Regions from separate parts of the Homo sapiens genome. Here region 2 is linked to region 1. A link is an interaction called in ENCODE POLR2A ChIA-PET data of the cell type or tissue named here. Cell type or tissue: IMR-90. All regions are shown on one strand. Region 1 has its middle 59 kb from the start of DNAJC10. Region 2 overlaps NCKAP1 (NCK associated protein 1).

Region 1 (5,000 bases):
GTAGAAAGAGTTTATAAATATATCTCATGTTTTCATAAAATAATAGAGACATAACTTTATAGAATTGGAGGGATATCATCTTATTTTGTGCAACTCTGAACTCATTTCAAAGAATGACTATTTCATTTACCTCAAGATTTATGTACAACTCTTTATGAATTGGTTTTATTTCTATTATGCCCTATCATTTATGTTTGGCATATGATTCTTGTCTGCTTCATGTTTTCCTTGTATTTTTATGAGGCTGTAAATCTTATTTATAAAGGGAACAAATGTAAAATAGTCCAGTTAACAGATTTATTCAAGGATTTCTCAGCCTTTCACACTTAGACTATTCCTTAACAACATTTCATTGTCTAGAGACAAATTTCCTAAGAAAGAATGAAAAAATATTCAGAATAGAAATATTCATGAGGTTTGGAGATTGATGAAGACATTCTGCTTGGCAAGAGGCTTTTGTTAAGTAGATGGAACTTACAAATAGAGAGATGGATGGTATAAGTGGGTCGATATCAGGTAACTTTTAAAATTTAATTATTTTAAATAGGTAATATAGGCAGATTATAAATTCAAATAGGTAAAAAGAGTGTAGTAAGAAATGAGTTTTTCTTTCAATTCCGTGTTCCAGTCCCTGTCAATAGTATGATGGCTTGCAGTGAGAATTTGCAGAAATTTCACCCTTTTTCAAAATGGGAAAAAAGATTTGCCAGTGTTTGAAAGTAATGGAATTTAAGAAGGAGTGGGAAATGGCAGTAAAGTGCACTTGTATGCATACAAAGAGAAACTTCTGGACATCTCATATCCAAAAGAATTTTGCCCTTGAACTGATAAAATGTTGAATGACTGAGAGAACTTATACTATTTGTGTACATGATTGCTATATTCAGCACAAAATGACAAACATTTCTCACTTATTGAGCTGCTTCTACCATGTTCTTGTTACGCTTATTAATAGAGTACCACTCCTTCAATCATCTTTACTTGGGTTAGTCTCTCAGTTACACTGTGGAATCCACCTATGCTATGTCATTATAGAATCACGATGCTGTGGGTAGAACTGCATCACTTAAAAAGATACGTTGAAGTGCAAACCTCTGGAACTTGTGAATGTGACCTTAGTTTTGAAACAGCATCTTCGCACATATAATCAAATTAAGATGAGGTTAAGATTGGAGTAGGCTCTAAATATAATGACCAGTGTCCTTCTAATAAGGCCATATGAGGGCAAAGGTGCACACAGAAAAATACCATATGATGGCTGGGACAGAGATTGGAGTGTTACAATTGCAAGGCAAGGAACATCAGGGACTGCCAGTGATCACCAGAATCTAGGAGAAAATCATGGAAGAGATTCATATGTAGAGCCTTCAAAGGAAACCAGCCTTGCTGATTCTTTGACTTTGGACGTCTAGCCTCTAGAAATGGGAGAATATTTTTCTGATATTTTAAGCCATGTAGTTTGTGGTACTTTGTTATGGCAGCCCTAGGAAACTAACACAGGAGGAAAGGCAGGAAGAAAAGTTTTTTTGTTTTTTTTTTTTTTTTTTTTTTTTTACTGAGAAGCTGTTTATGTGCTAGGTACTATGCGATACACACATTATGTCATTACTGTTCTTCTCACAACTGCCTTGCAGGGTAGATATTATTCCCATTTTATAGCTACAAAACCTCAGGCTGAGTAGTCTTAAATAAGTTTTCCAAAGTTACACAGTAAATGGTCTCTATCTGATACAGAAGCCATTATAACACATTATTGCTGATGATCTCTCATCTACAAAGGGACAGCTAAACTTAGAGATGTTTTTAGCCACCTGGGGCTTCCCACATGGTTGATTTTAGGAGAATTGGAAGCAAAAAATATACCTCCTACTAATGTCTAAAATTTCACTATTTTTCATTATTAATATTTATTTTTACAATGTAAATATTCCTAGAAGAAATAGCATATGCCCATGGAAACATAAATTTATCAGGTGTTTTTGTTATTTTTCTCTGATGTCACAGAAGCTCTACAGCTTAAGACCGTTGGATACATGATGAAAAGATGGGCATGGATTAGTGAAAGGTATAGAAAGAGAAGGTAGAGTAGCAATATAAAATAAATCCTGCCCACTTAGGATTTTGCTAAGGTCTGGCAAGTATTTTTTATATATTTGTTTATCCTTAATCACTTTTGTTGTTAGGGCTGACATCATCTTCACTGGAGATTTATATTTGTAATAGTGTTAAATATAAGGACTAAGTTGGAATATTTGGTAGAGGTAGGACAATAAAATGTATGTCTGACACATTACTTGGCTCAAGCAACTATTTGATATTCTAAATGCGGTTGAAAAAATTTAACGTAATATAGTTGTGTTGTTTGTTTTGGGTTTTTTTTGAGACGGAGTCTCGATCTGTCACCAGGCTGGAGTGCAGTGGCGCGACCTTGGCTCACTGCAACCTCCACCTCCCGGGTTCAAGCGATTCTCCTGCCTCAGCCTCGCAAGTAGCTGGGACTATAGGCATGCACCACCAAGCCAAGCTAATTTTTGCATTTTTAGTAGAGAGGGGGTTTCACCATGTTGGCTAGGATGGTCTTGATTTCTTGACCTTGTGATCTGCCCACCTTGGCCTCCCAAAGTGCTGGGATTACAGGCATGAGCCACCGCACCTGGCCAGTTGTGTTTTATTCTGCATATAATACATTTTTACTGTAAGGAATTTAGAAAACATAGATAAGAGAAAAGAAGAAAATGACTAATCACACCATCCTAAGTCTGGCCAAGCTCTATTTCAGTATGTGTTTTCAGGATCTATTGTATGAATACTTAAAAATTAAATGAGATAATACCAGCATGTAGTTTTGAACTATTGGAAAGTTTTCAAATAAAATAAAAATAAATGAAGGAATACAAATATGGTATGCCTAATACAGTTTAATGATTATTTGAATTTCTGCAAATAGGCTTTTCTTGTTTTAGGTACAGCTACTCATTGAAGACTAAGTAAAAGGACATTTTAAAGATTCGTTTCCATTTTCTGCAGAACTTAAAATCTCATCCCAGGGCTCAGAGTAGAGTCTGTCTTACTTTATTGGTCATCAGTCCATATTCCTGATACCTCATCCAGTATAGCTAAGTGATGAAAGTGATGATTTTCTTTTGCTCTTCCCATCTTTCCATTTTTATAGTTTCAAAGTGAAATTATCATAGAATGTGCATTATAGCTAAATCACAAGTTGGCTGCTTGACAAAAGTAAGATAGAGTCAAACCACTCAGATTTTTAGAGGTTTTGATTGTAATGAATGTTATTTTCATTACTATCAAATATAGATCTATACTTCATTTCTAAATCTGTACTTCATGTGTCTCAGAGGTCTTTTGGAAGAAAACTGATGTGTTGGTGCTCAGTGGAATGATGAGAACTCCTGGGGTAATGTGGTATCATGATGGCTAAGAATCTTACCTGTAGTGGATTGCACTTGCAACAGGTAGAAGGTAAAATACTGGCAGCTACAGTAATAGAATGATGTGGGGGAAATAATGACTGTATAATTGTCTGGCCTTTGCTAACTGCTTTAAAAGGCTTGATGAAGGACAACCACAGGGTCAGGTCAGCCAACCATCAATCAGGACACTGTGAAACCCAGCAGGCCTTCAAGGCAGTTTTTGAAGTGATCTTTATCTCCTGCAGCCAGAGAATAGATTGGGACTGGAATTTAATTGTGACAGTGGTCAAGTTGCAAAGGAGATGGAGTGAGAAGCCTTGGCAGGTTTCCTAAATTAGATTCAGGGCTCAGATCACGGAAACTTGAGAACTGGAATGAAGACATTTGGTGGATGTGCCAGAGAATTTTGAACCCTTTATTCTCCTGTGCTGTCAGAGGTGACCCCCACCTACTGGCTAGAGGAGAGTATCCTCTCCTTGCCGGGGAAAAAGAAAACTCTCCTGAAAGACCTCAACACAGGCAAATGCCTTGCAAAATAATGCATGTTTTCCTTCCTTCTCTCATTGTCTAGAGGCTAGAAATAAGGGTCAAATCTGAGCATTCCTTGAGGAGAAAAGTCTGGGAGGAATAGTTTACTCTTTAAAGGATGGCAGGATCTGGATAGGCTGTACCAACAGGAACTAGGTATGCAGGTGTGGAAATAGATCTTGTGGCCATTAGCCAGGGGCTTGGTGCAGAATATAAGGCTGGTAAGTGGAGAGTTTATTGACTTGGGTTCACCTTCCCATGACTCAAGATTTAACATCCTAGTGAAAACACCTGGAGTCCATCATAATGCCCTGCTAGGATGGCTCTTTGAAGCTAGTTAGAGAAGCCAGAACCTTTAGACAGAGTATTGAGGAATGGAGTTAGAAGCTCAGGGAAGTGGGCATGTTAGAATGGATTTATTATGGGAGACTAGAAAACTCTCATTCCTGCCTCTGTTCCCGGGGAGAGCCCTGATGACACTTCATTCACTAAAGCAATAAGGAATGCACCTTGAGGCAGACATTGGCATCTTCGAGAAGCTCTGTAGTTACTATCCTCTTTACGCTATGGTTGAGAGTTGGGGATTGGCATCTGTGGTTGCCTAGACAAAATAGGAATGATAGGATTCCAGAATTTCTGAGGCCAAATGGTGGTACCTTAGACAGGACAAATGAGCAAAAAGGCCAGATGAATAACCAGGAGGCCTTGACCCACTGGGACCTGTGGCAAGTGTTCATACATCATGGTGTTCCCAATAGAAGAGACATGGAAAGCCCATTAGAGGTACAGCTTGTTAACATCAAGAAATGGAAAAAAAAGAGTTGTGAACAGAAGACTGATGTCAGATGGGATGGTGGACAATGAATAGATTCCAGACTGAGCTAGAGAGATCTGAGCTAGTTCACAGAGCCAGAGCCCATTCATTGAAGGGAAGGCTAGGTTCACTTGAGGAGGGACCCTGAGAGGTTACTTCATGTGTATGCCATAAATATGTCTCCATTCCTGCCCCAAAAGGACTTAAAGCATATATCAGATTACATG
Region 2 (5,000 bases), 290 kb before region 1:
TGATTCAATCTTTTTCTTTTTATCTTAAAGGTGATCTTAATTATTTTAGTTCCTGTTTTAGCCGAGGACCTTTTTGTTTTATAGGGTAATTTGTGTGCTAATTAAAGAAGTAGAGCTTTTTTATATTTGATGGTTGTGAATAAATTGTGTGTCAGACATAATCAACACTATGTACGTGTACTTATGGTGAAACATGTTTATTCCTTTCAGGAGAAGAAAGCAACCGTCTTTTTTTCTACGAAAATTCTTGGGTGTTTTATTTGGGGTTGTGCGCGTTGAGTCCATTTCTCCTTCCAGTCTGCCAAAAGAATTGTTTTGGCATTTTACAGATCAGTTCTTCTAGTTCTTCATGGGATCCTAAAGGACATTTTTTCAAATGAAGTAGGAAATTTAAATATGAATTTTGCCAAGAATTTAACACTTTCTTTTTAACACAATACCAACTAAATTATATCAAACTTTTTTTTAAAAAAAATCTTGATTTATTTCACTTGCTTTGTCTAAACTTATTCTAAACCATTTCATTGGTAATTCCTATTATTACTGCCAGCTTTCAGTTTATTCATCAGTGAGATTAATCAATAACTTTATAGAGAGCAAAAATAGTAAGCCAGCAAATAATTTAGGGTAATGGTTCACAAATTTTACTTCTCAGACCAGCAGAAGAAGCATTACTTTGGAGCTGGTTAAAAATGCAGGTTTTTGTTCTCTGTCTCAGACCTGCTAAATCAGAAATTCTGGGGCTGGGACCCAGCAATGTGTGTTTGTAAGGAGTTCTCTAGAGAATTTTTATGCGCACAAAAGATGGGGAACCATTTCTTTAGGGATTAAGAACATGGATTTTAAAGTGAGACATACCCGAATTCAAATTCCAAATTAACTGTTGAATATCACTGTAACTTTGGGCAAGTTATCCAACTTCTCTGACCTTAGTTTCCTCAGCTGTAAACTTGGAATATTACCTACCTTAATTGGATTATAGTAAATATGATTATAAGTTACCTTGTATAAGAGCTTAACAAATGGTTATAATTGCTCTTATTATTAAACATATATCAGTATTTCTGAAATGGTATGTATCTTATAGTGTTAGTAGTTGGGTTTTTTTTTTCCTTTTAGTGACACATAGAATAAGGTGCATTTTAAATTCGATGGTGTTGATTCACTGATATGTGATACGATGTTTAAAGTGCATGGTCACTATCAGGCTTGGGCATAGAGTTTGAGTGTGTATTGAATCCAGTTTTAGATTTGGAGAGTTTTGTTTTGGCCCAGAGAGAGCAGGCAGCCTAATCAGAGACCATAGAAGTTAAATTCAGCAAATAAATGTGACTAGAGCTTAACTTCTGATTAGCAGCATAATAAGAAACAATCTGAAGTAATAACATCAAGCAACCTAAACAAAACTTATACTAATGTTTTCAAAAAAAGTATTTTTATGGATTTTCTGTGTAGTTTTTTTCCCTTAAATCAGATGTTATCAACCTTTCGTTTGTAAAAAACACCATGGCACTTTATATGCTTGCTGCACCTTCCCAACCAGGTCTGCTGAATTGAAATAACCAAGAATGAAGCAATGGATATGTGTATTTGGAAAGAGCACCACAGGTGATTGTGATGTGTACAAGGGCTGAGAACCATTATAGAGAACAAAAGTAAAGAAAATTCTGATTTACAAGAACTTTGTAGAGATATAGAGATCAGAAATTAAATTATAAACTTCACTTACATTGTGAAAGAACTGGGAAGTGTGATAGTGGTGAACTTAGTGGTGAAAGCAGACCGCACAGGTAACTGCAACAAAGAGCAGAATGTCTCTCTCACTTCTCTCTTTGTTGTTTTAGAAACTCGGTTTATTGTTGTCTAGGCTTATCTCTGACAGAATGAAATTAATTACATTTGTGTTATAATTTTTAAATTACTTTGTAATGTTTCTTTTGAGGAGAACATTCTTCAATGAGTTATACTTTTCTTGAATAGTTATCCTTCACACCCTTCCCTTATTTATATCTCTTCCTTCTTTTCTCTTCCCTTTTCTCAGTGGTCTGTGAAAGAGGAGTAGATAGTTTATACTTCCATTTTATAATTTTTGTTGGGAAACATTACTATTATATAATCCCCATCAAGTGGTACCATACCATAACAAGTCATTCTCCCTCTACTTGTATGTATCCAGTAATACTCATTGTCTACAGGCATACTCTAGCCTGCCTTTGGCCAGGTTTAACTTTAGCTAGTTTTTTTGTTTCAGTTGGAATTTGTTGCTATGTCCATTTTAGTGTCTACTTTTTATTATTGATGCCGTTCAGCGTCTAAGTAAGCATAAGATGATTCTTTATCCTACTACTTACCTTTGTTGCTTTTCCTGAACTCCTTCCTTCTTGAATTTGTAAACTGAAGGGAAACACTAAGCTTATATAAATAATTTTCAGATGCTTTTATTGAAACAACAAAAAAATATATGTAGCATAGAGCGTCTGGATTTCATGAATTGTGTTTCCTACTTGCCAGATTGTAATTTCCAAGCATGCTCTTATCTCATTAACACAAAGAGGTCTGTGCCTGACCTAGGATCTTTCTTTTTTTTTTAGAAACTTGTGGTGGAGAATGTTGATGTGTTAACACAAATGAGGACCAGCTTTGACAAACCAGACCAGATGGCTGCACTGTTTAAAAGATTATCATGTGGGTAACTCATGATACTTTTTATAAACATAAGAAGATCTTGATACTCAGTATTTAGCTTTGGCTCAAAATTTGTAACATAAATACAAGTAGTAAATTATGAAAAGTACTCTTTAGCTTATGAAGAGAACTAGAACATTTTTGCAGTCAAAGGATCATATAAGTGTGTGTGTGGCTTATCTGTTTCACAATTTTTCTTAACCATACTCTTAGTCTACTATGTGTCGCTAGTTCATGAATATTACCAGTATCAATTTGGTTTTGAACCCATTAAATTTAATACAGTAAATCTACATTAATTTAGACTAAAAGGATTAGCTTCTGAGCCTGTTAACTTTCTAAAAATCAACTTTATACGTATAAGTTACATACAATAAAATGTACCATTTAAGCAAACGGTATTTTGGATTTTGACAGATGGATGCATTCATATAACCATTGCCACAGTCTAGATATAGAACAGTTCCATCAGTTTGAAAAATTGTTTGCTATCTCTTTGTAGTTGGTCTCCTACCCCAGTCTCTGGCCCCAGGCCAAACAACCACTGATCTTATTTCTGTCACTATAGATTAAATTTGTGTCTGGCCTCTTTCACTTAGCATAATGTTTTTGAGATTTATTCATCCATGTTGTTAAGTGATCAGTAATTTGTTTCTTTTTGTTATTAGCTAAGATTGATGAAAACCTGAACCTACAACTTAAAAAAAAATTGTAATGTCTTCTTGACATTGATTCTTTGTGGGAGGTATATTGTGAAATCACAGTGAATCTTAAGTATTAAAGTGTGTTCAAGCAGATAACTGTTTTAGATATACTTGATCTAATGTTATTTTCTTTTGCTTTTTTTACTTGAACTGTTAAAGTTACAATGAAAAATTATTTTAAAGTCATACTTCTTGGTTAATTTAAAAGCCTTCTCAACACTAAAAAAAAAAAATGAAATCCCAAATAAAATATTCTTTGTATTTGAGAAAGCCAGAGAACAAGTTTATGTTCCTAAACAAAAAATAATCCAGAAGAAAACTAAAGCCATACATGTATTTAACATACTTCATATTTGACATTTTTCTCTTAAATGCTTTAGAGAATCACTTTATTAGGCTATTTTATCCTGTAAAACTTATTTAATTCTTATTGAATAAAAATTAAAGATTACCTTATAGGACAGATCTGTGGTTGCCAGGACTATAAAGGGAAAGCAATGAGGGAGATTTTTAGGGTGATGAAACTGTTCACCATAGTGGTGATACAAATCTATCATATGTGTCATACGACACATATCACTGTGTGTTACATAGTGGTAACACAGATCTGTACATGATAACATTTGGGGCTGGGTGTGGTGGCCCAGGCCTGTAATCCCAGCACATTGGGAGCCAAGGCAGGCAGATCACTTGAGATCAGGAATTCCAGACCAGCCTGGCCAACATATTGAAACCCTGTCTCTACTAAAAATACAAAAATTAGCCAGGCATGGTGGCACATGCTTATAATCCCAGCTACTCAGGAGGCTGAGGTAGGAGAATTGCTTGAACCCGGGAGATGGAGGTTGCAGTCGGCTGAGATAGCACCATTGCACTACAGCCTGGGCGACAAGAGCAAAACTCTATTTCAAAGAAAAAAAAAATGGAGCTGTATACCAAAAGGAAAAGAAAAGGTCATTTTTATTATATGATACTTTAAAAAACAAAAAAATAGACGTGGTAGCATTATAGGGAGGAGTATGAATAAGTAGGAAATTAGTTTTTAAAACTCTCCTGATCTTTCTTTTGTTATTGTACATTGGTTTACTAGCTACTTATATTTTCTACTCCTTTATTCTTATTAGTTTTGTTTTTTTCATGTTTTCTCCCATTTTTTAATACTCATTTGACAACCCCATTGGCCTTAACCCTATTTACTTTCCTACTAACAGTCTTTTGACTGTTCCATCTAATTAGAAGCAAATAATCCGCTGCAGTGTTCAGTACTTTATTTAACTCTCATTTGTGGAATTGAAACAATGGAATTTGTTAAAATTCCAAACAGAATTTGCAAGTTTTCAAAATAAAATTCATAGTCGTTTGTCAAGATTCTGCTTACTTGAATTTTGTGTATAATAATTAATGGTGACTCATTACCTCTAACTCATTGGCCATTTTGGAATTGGCCAAAACCAAAATCTAAATTGTTGAATGTTAATGACCCATATAAATCAAATTTGTCTTTAAATAGAATTTATTAAATCTTTTCTATAATTTGGAAAAAGAAACGATTCACTTGAGAGTGACTCATTTAGGAGAGTAGAGAGAACTATTTTTTCAGCAATTGAACTG

The links. ChIA-PET counts read pairs that join two places held together with the same protein. Peaks named below come from ENCODE experiments on the same cell type or tissue, not always from the same donor. Only the 100,000 strongest peaks of a DNase experiment are listed, where the experiment ranks them.
Region 2: POLR2A ChIA-PET joins it to region 1 with 9 read pairs; 2 of 35 experiments call an interaction of 5 or more read pairs at or near these places.

What each region holds. Positions count from the first base shown.
Region 1 is chr2:182,654,602-182,659,601 of GRCh38, reverse strand. It overlaps a transcript of PDE1A not described here. Among named protein-coding and RNA genes, the nearest start is that of DNAJC10, 59 kb to the left of the region's middle. In IMR-90, no CTCF peak of the experiment used is centred here; no DNase peak of the experiment used is centred here.
Region 2 is chr2:182,939,755-182,944,754 of GRCh38, reverse strand. NCKAP1 (NCK associated protein 1) reads left to right here. Exons shown (of 31, transcript NM_013436.5): 24 at 2,592-2,685. Among named protein-coding and RNA genes, the nearest start is that of FRZB, 76 kb to the right of the region's middle. In IMR-90, no CTCF peak of the experiment used is centred here; a DNase peak (open chromatin) is centred at 2,664; H3K27ac peaks cover 829 bases.